2 separate regions of the Homo sapiens genome follow, and region 2 is linked to region 1. A link is a loop called in an ENCODE intact Hi-C map of the cell type or tissue named here. Cell type or tissue: IMR-90. All regions are shown on one strand. Each heading gives the region's core, and the rest is flanking DNA. Links, peaks and the distances in the headings are about the cores only.

Region 1 (3,869 bases), core at 467-2,966:
CCCAGCCTTAGGCACCTGTGTCCTTTCATGCCACTCTGCTGACCAATGATTTTTCTCCTGGCTGCATGTTAGAATACCAGATAGATGCCCAGGTCCCATCTCTGATGTCAGAACTTGGGGACAGGGACGGGGGCAGAGGAAGCTTTGGTAAAGAATCTCCCCAGCAGTTCCTAATAAGCAGCCAGGGATAGCCAATGCTTAATAGACAGGCTGAACCCCATGTTCTGGAGGGAGCTGCTCTCTTCCCTCTCTGGGTCTATACTGTTCTTTCTGCCTAGAGCACATTTTCCCTCATCCTGTTTCACCTGGTTGACTCCTAGGCAGTCTTCGGATCTTATTTATCACTACCTCCCTAGTGCCTAGAAGAGTGCACATGGTAGACTTTCAATAAATATCAGCCAGGATTAGTTAAATGACTGAATAATGCCCCCCCGCAACCCAGGATGTCCACATCCTAATCCCCAGAACCAGTGAATGTGTTACCTAACATGGCAAAAAGGACTTTGCAAATGTGTTCAAGTTAAGGATCTTGAGATGAGCAAATAGCTTGGATTGTCCAGGTGGGACCCATGTAATCACAAGGGTTCTTATCAGAGGGAGGCATTGCACTGGAGGGAGGGAGGAGATTTAAGGCCAGACACAGATATCAGGGAGGGAATGCTGGCCGGGTGCCGTGGCTCATGTCTGTAAGCCCAGCACTTTGGGAGGCTGAGGCAGGAGGATCACTGCAGTCCAGGAGTTCAAGACCAGCCTGGGCAACATGGCGAAACCCCATCTCCACAAAAAAAAAAAATACAAAAAGTACCAGTAGTGGCGCCTGTAGTCCCAGCCTCTCGGGAGGCTGAGATGGGAGTGTTGCTTGAGCCTGGGGGTTGGAGGTTGCAGTGAGTCAAGATTGTGCCACTGCATTCTGGCCTAAGTGACAGAGTGAGACCCTGTCTCAAAAACAAAAAAACAAAGTGAGAGAGGCAATGCTATGCTACTGGCTTTGAAGCTAGAGGAAGGAGTCATGAACCAAAAGAATGTAGGTAATCTCTAGAAACCAGAAAAGCAAGGACACAGATTGTCCTCTAGAGTTTCCAGAGAAAGCACGGCCCTGCCAACAACCTTGATTTTGGCCCAGTGAAGTCCACTTCAGACTTCTGACCTCCAGAGCTGTCAGATAATAAATCTGTAACAATAAATGTTGTTTTAAATAACTAAGTTTCTGTAGGCCATTGAAAACCACCTATGAAAAAATGTAATAAATAACTAAGTTTCTGGTAATTTGCTACAGCACCGATAGGAAACGAATACATGTGCCATATCTGAGAAGCTTTTCTTCATCACCTTTTCCCCCAGGGGCAAGTTAAGGGCCTCTCCTGCTCACTCCCTTACACTCTGATGTTTCTTTTCTGTGCCTCAGTTTTTCCACGTGTAAGACAAGTACTTACTTCACTGGATTCAGATGAGGATTAAATGAGTTAATATCCACGAAGTATTTAAAATAGTCACTTTCCCATAGTAAGTGCCCAATAAATGTTATTGTTATTATTACCCCATCACTGCCCACTTATCACACCATTGTATTTGCCGAATGAAGTAAGTGAGTGGGAATAGAGATTGAGGAGTATGATTAATATTTCCGCCCGTCTCGTGGGCCTGATCCCGGAAGAAAGGGATCTACCTTTCCAGGGCCTCAGCAATCGTTCCTTCTAGAACCTGACTACCAAATATGTTTTCCCCCTTTGTTTTGCCCTTTTGGAGGGTCTGTTTCCTGGGTTTCCTCTTGCACATCCCCCTTGGCTCCCTGCTCTATTGCCTGGAAGCCTGGGACCTCGCCACACTTACTGGCGGCTGCAGCTCCAGGAACCCAGCGTCCAAACCTTGAGTCCCTCTGCTGCTTTCAGAAGGGAATGTAGATCATTTCAAGAAAAAAGGAGAGGGATGAGTCAAAGAAGCGTAGATGGCTTCAAGCTGGCTGACTCAGAGAATGACTAAGAGAAGAAAACTGGAGAGGATGGGAGGACAGTAGCTGGAATGGCTTCCCTTGCTGGCTGTGTGTCCCCGGCACTCTATCCAGCTGCCCCAAGCCTCAGCTTACTGTCCTTCAAGTGCAGCTGATCACAGCACCTGCTTACAAGAGTATCATAAGGGTTAAAGGAAAAGTGACCCTTGAGCACTTAGCACAATGCCCCATCTGCACACAGCACCCTCTAAGTGTCAGCTGGCATTCATTTGAGTAGGAATGATGAGAAAAGGGTATGACCTGTAACAGCAATTTTCCAACTTTTTGGCCTCATAAGGTCTCCTTTATACTCTTAAAATATTATTGAGGACCCCAAAGAGCTCTTGCTTATATGTATATCTAGTAATATTTACCACATAAGAAATTAAAACTGAAACATTAAAAGTATTTATTCTTATAAGAACAATAATAGACCCATTATAGTTAACATGATTTAAAAATAAAACATAGTTAATTCTTCCAAAACAAAAATAATTCTGGTGGCATTGCTTTACATTTTTGCAAATCTCCTCAGTGTCTGGCTTAATAAAAAGATAGCTGGATCCTCATATCTGCATCTCTACTCAGTCTGTTGCAGTATCACATGTCACAAGTCAGATAGCCTCTGGAATACTCCACCGTACACTTGTAAAAGAATGAGAGTTAAAAAGGCAAATGACATCTTGGTATTATTATGAAATAGTTTTGACCTCAGTGACTACCTGTATAGATCTCAGAGGTCCCCAGAACACATTTTGAGAACCACTGACCTATAAGATCTTTTTGCAAAAATGTTTTTGCCGGGCGTGGTGGCTCACGCCTGTAATCCCAGCACTTTGGGAGACCGAGGTGGGCGGATCACAAGGTCAGGAGATCGAGACTATCCTGGCTAACACGGTGAAACCCTATCTCTACTAAAAATACAAAAAATTAGCCGGGCGTGGTGGCGGGCGCCTATAGTCCCAGCTACTCTGGAGGCTGAGGCAGGAGAATGGCGTGAACCCGGGAGGCGGAGCTTGCAGTGAGCCGAGATCGCGCCTCTGCACTCCAGCCTGGGTGACAGAGCAAGACTCCGTCTCAAAAAAAAAAAAAAAAAAAAAAAAAAAGAAAATGTTTTCAATCTGTGTATATAGACCATGATAAAAATGAGATTAAATATTACCTCCATCACATGGGCAAAAATGGAAAAGTTTGACAAAGATGTGAAAAGTGTTTCTGAGATGATGAAACACTGGAGCTCTCAACCTCTGTTAGTAGGAGTATAAATGGTATAAATTGGTTTGATTATTAATTGTTACTAAATTTCTCTTTAGAGTTAAAAATGCTCATATTCTATCATCCACTTATTCTGTTCCTTAGGAGAATTAAGAAACAAATTATGATATAGTTACGTAATTGATGACCACAATTGAAGACTATAATGAGTGGTAATAGTAATAGAATACCAATGAATAGAAACATATAATTCACATAATAGAATGCTGCAACTAAAAATGAATTAACTACAGCCATGTAAACATGAATGCATCTCAAAAACAGTGGTGAGCAAACAGTAAGAGATTCAAGTTCTGTGTACCATTTATTTTATTTTTTAAAAATTATTATTATTATTATTGTTATTCTTGAGACAGAGTTTCACTCTGTCACCCAGGCTGGAGTGCAGTGATATGATCTCGGCTCACCGCAACCTCCTCCTCCCAGGTTCAAGCAATTCTTTTGCTTCAGCCTCCCAAGTAGCTGGGACTACAGGTGTGTACCACCACGCCCGGCTAATTTTTGTATTTTTAGTAGAGACGGGTTTTCACCATGTTGACCAGGCTAGCCTTGAACTCCTGGCCTCAAGTGATCCTCTCACCTCGGCCTCCCAAAGTACTGAGATTAT
Region 2 (3,869 bases), core at 862-3,361, 580 kb before region 1:
CTCTCTATTTAAAAAAAAAAAAATTTTAAAGTGAACAAACAGGCCTTGCTGCGTTTCCCCGTTTCTTACCATTAGATCATACCCTTTTTGCCCTACCACATTTCTCCACAGTGGTCCACTCTTCACTAAACCTACAATAAACAACGCTCACATTTAACTGCTTCTTTGGGTCTTCATTTCCTTATGAAGCTTCCCATGTCATGTAAAACTTAAATAAGTTTGTTAATCTATCTTTTGTGCTAAGAATCAGAAAGAGTAGAGGAAAAAATATTTTTTTCCTCCCCTACACAATTCTATGGGACAGATATTGGCATGTCCATTTTAACAGATGAAACTCAGAGAGTGAATGACCTACCCGAAGCTCAGAAATGGTAACTGGCCAAGTAAAACTCACTCCTTTTGTAGTTCAGGAGCATGATTTGGTGTTTGTGCCTAAGTGTGATATGTGCCTCCCTCTGAACCTTGTTACAGCGCTGGCACATTACCCATCCAACCTGAACAACAACAACAACAAAACTCAGTCCTAGTTCTTCTGATCATAAGTTTAGTGCCCTTGCCACCTCAACACAACCACCTCCCCATGAGAAAGAAGCTTCTGTATTCCTTCCATACTGGGAAGGCACTGTTAAAGTTGAGTGAACTTTATCTTGTATTATTCCAGCCATCTGCTCTATGATTATGATTTTGGTATAAACCTTAAGGCTTTACCAAGGAAAATCACTATTAACTTTTTCTGCTCACCTTTTTTTCTTTTTTTTTTCGAGACGGAGTCTTGCTCTGTTGCCCAGGCTTGAGTGCAGTGGCGCGATCTCAGCTCACTGCAACCTCCGCCTCCTGGGTTCGAGTGATTCTCCTGCCTCAGCCTCCCTAGCAGCTGGGATTACAGGCACACGCTACCATGCCTGGCTAATGTTTGTATTCTTAGTAGAGACGGGGTTTCACCATGTTGACCAGGCTGGTCTTGAACTCTTGACCTCGTGATCTGCCCACCTTGGCCTCCCAAAGTGCTGGGATTATAGGTGTGAGCCACCGCTCCTGGCCCTTTTCTGCTCATCTTTAACAAAATATTGAAATGTGTTTTCAAGGCTGGGTGTGGTGTCTCCCACCTGTAATCCCAGCACTTTGGGAGGCTGAGGCAGGCCGATTACTTGAGCTCATGAGTTCAAGACCAGCCTGGGAAACATGGCGAAATCCCATCTCTACAGAAAAATGCAAAAATTAGCCAGGTGTGGTGATGCATGCCTGTGGTCCCAGCTATTCAGAAGGCTGAGGCATGAGAATCACTTGAACCCAGGGGGTGCAGTGAGCAAGATCATGCCACTGTACTCCAGCGACAAGAATGAGACTCTGTCTCAAAAAAAAAAAAACAACAAAACAAACAAACAAAAAAACAAAAAATAAAAAAAGAAGAAAAGAAGCCAGATGCAAAAAAGTACATATTGTATGATTTCATTTTTATAAAATATAAAAACATGCAAAAGAACTCTATACTGTTAAAATCACAAGGGCACGGGTGGGTTTCTGGGTTTCTGGTGACATTCTGTTTCTTGATCTGTGTACTGGTTACAGGGGTGTGACCAGTTTTTGAAAATTCATTGAACTAGACACTTACAATGTGTGCACTTTTCTGTATATATGTAATACTTTAATAAACAGGGTTTTTAAGAGTAGCGTAAGTTGCTTGAAAAAAATTTGCAGGATAGATGCCTTGAATTTATATTTTCTCCTACGTGCTGCAGTCAGCTAGAGTGAAGTGTGAAAGGCTCACTCTTGACATTTGGGCCCTTCATTCCTCCTTTATTCATCCATTTAACACATATTTATTGAAGAATGGTGTCAGGCACTCGGAGGCAAACAGAGTCCCTGCCCTCATGCAGACTACAGCCTATGCAGAAAGGGAGGAGACAGACGTCAATCAAATAGTCATACGAACACACATATCAGAGATGGTGAGAGAAAGGGGGGATGCTGAGAGGCCTCTCTCAGACCTAAAGGGTGAGTAGGCTTTGGCAGAAGAGGATATTATAAAGGGAACAGTGGTCTGGTGGCTTTTAAACGTTAGGCTTAATTCGTCCAGTAGAGGGCGACCACAGCCAGGCATTTGTGGCAATTCCTACTGCATCAGGAAAGCTGAAGGCTGAAGGTTTGCTTATCATCATCTCTCACTGAGTGTTGAAGGAGCACAAACTACTCACCAGAAACTAAGAATCCAAGTGTAAATTTACAGACGTCAATGTTGCTGTCTACCATTGCCCAACAGTTTGATGCAGATTCCTACCAAATGCCTACTGACCTTAATAAAGAAAAAAGAAAAAAAGTTAATAAGGCACAATTAAAGGAATCAAAATAAAAGCCCTTTTCTTGATTTGCACACATCCTCAAAGAGCTGCCTCAAGCACAGATACATACACATGTGACGTTTTCTTATTTATTAGTACTCCCCTCCACACAAACACACAAGTGCCTCATATCTGCTGTACCCCACATCCTCTACGGAAAGCATGCTACTGTGGATCTACCTCATGGATTATTGGTTTTATTCAGGCAGCTGATGAACAAATATAATTTTATATGTTGCCTATAGACATAAGGCAAAACAATCAATAATTTCCCACATCCCATTAAATGATTAGGGATGTAATCAGGATTAAAAACCAAGATATTTCCAGCGTACTTAAGGATAGATTTCTTTAACATCTACTATATATCAGCACTAGCGAGACTCTAAGTCATGTCACTTCCTTCCTTTAAAATTAATTCCCACTGCAGGCTGGGTACAGTGGCTCATACCTGTAATCCCAGCACTTTGGGAGGCCAAGGTGGGTAGATCACCTGAGGTCAGGAGTTTGAGACCAGCCTGGCCATTATGATGAAACCTCATCTATACTACAACTACAAAAATTAGCCAGGCATGGTGGCACACGCCTGTAATCCCAACTATGCAGGAGGCTGAGGCATGAGAATCACTTGAACCCAAGAGGCAGAAGTTGCAGTGAGCTGAGATCATGCCACTGCACTCCACCCTGGGTGATAGAGTGAGACTCAGTCAAAAAAAAGAAAAAAATCCCAATGCAATTAAAAATTTTCAGTTTTTTAAAAAATGAAAGCAATTCTCTGACAGGTAAAGGCCTGTGTGGTCTAGCCATTATCTATTATCCCAGACTAATCTCCTTTCCTTCTCATTATGTTTCAGACTTTCTTGTTTCCATGAAATTGCCATTTTCCATTTGCTGTTTCCCTTGCCTGAAACATTCTGCTTCCATCATCTAACTGGAGGCTTCTTATCATTCAAGTTCCAAATTGTTGCTTCCTAGGAAAAGACCTCTTTGACCACTCATTCCTGTCTGCCCTTCCCAACATGCAAAACAGAACCCTGATCTTTGGCTGGAAATGTTTTGGGTTTTGTTTGTTTGTTTGTTTGTTTGTTTGTTTGATGGAGACAGAGTCTCTCTCTGTCGCCCAGGCTGGAGTGCAGTGGCATGATCTCAGCTCACTGCAACCTACGCCTTCCGGGTTCAAGCAATTTTCATGCCTCAACCTCCCGAGTAGCTGGGATTACAGGCATGCGCCACCATACCCAGCTAATTTTTGTATTTTTTGTAGAAACGGGGCTTCACCATGTTGGCCAGGGTGATCTCGAACTCGTGGTCTCAGGTGATCCACCTGCCTTGGCCTTCTAAAGTGCTGGGATTACAGGTGTGAGCCACTGCGCGCGGCCTAGCTGGAAACTTTCCTGCCCAGTATATCAGTCATATTTCTCAGCCTCACTAGCAGCAGGATGTGGCCATGTTTCTGGCTAATGGGATGTAAACGGATATGTTCAGTGGGACTTCCTAGAAGCTTCCTTAAAGGGAAGCAGACAGGCCAGA

What was found. A loop is a pair of places that touch in the nucleus more often than their neighbours do. Peaks named below come from ENCODE experiments on the same cell type or tissue, not always from the same donor. Only the 100,000 strongest peaks of a DNase experiment are listed, where the experiment ranks them.
Region 2: it touches region 1 in a loop (5-fold over the local background); 3 of 110 quality-filtered maps call a loop at or near these places.

Annotation. Positions count from the first base shown.
Region 1 is chr2:207,486,171-207,490,039 of GRCh38, reverse strand. No RefSeq gene overlaps it. Among named protein-coding and RNA genes, the nearest start is that of CREB1, 42 kb to the left of the region's middle. In IMR-90, for the core only: a CTCF peak has its summit at 1,872; a DNase peak (open chromatin) is centred at 1,929; H3K27ac peaks cover 182 bases.
Region 2 is chr2:208,070,687-208,074,555 of GRCh38, reverse strand. It overlaps LOC105373854 (a long non-coding RNA gene), which reads right to left. Exons shown (of 4, transcript XR_923815.3): 3 at 2,196-2,293. LOC124905439 (small nucleolar RNA U13) reads left to right here and starts at 394; the gene lies at 394-495. In IMR-90, for the core only: a CTCF peak has its summit at 2,081 (motif pointing right); a DNase peak (open chromatin) is centred at 2,095.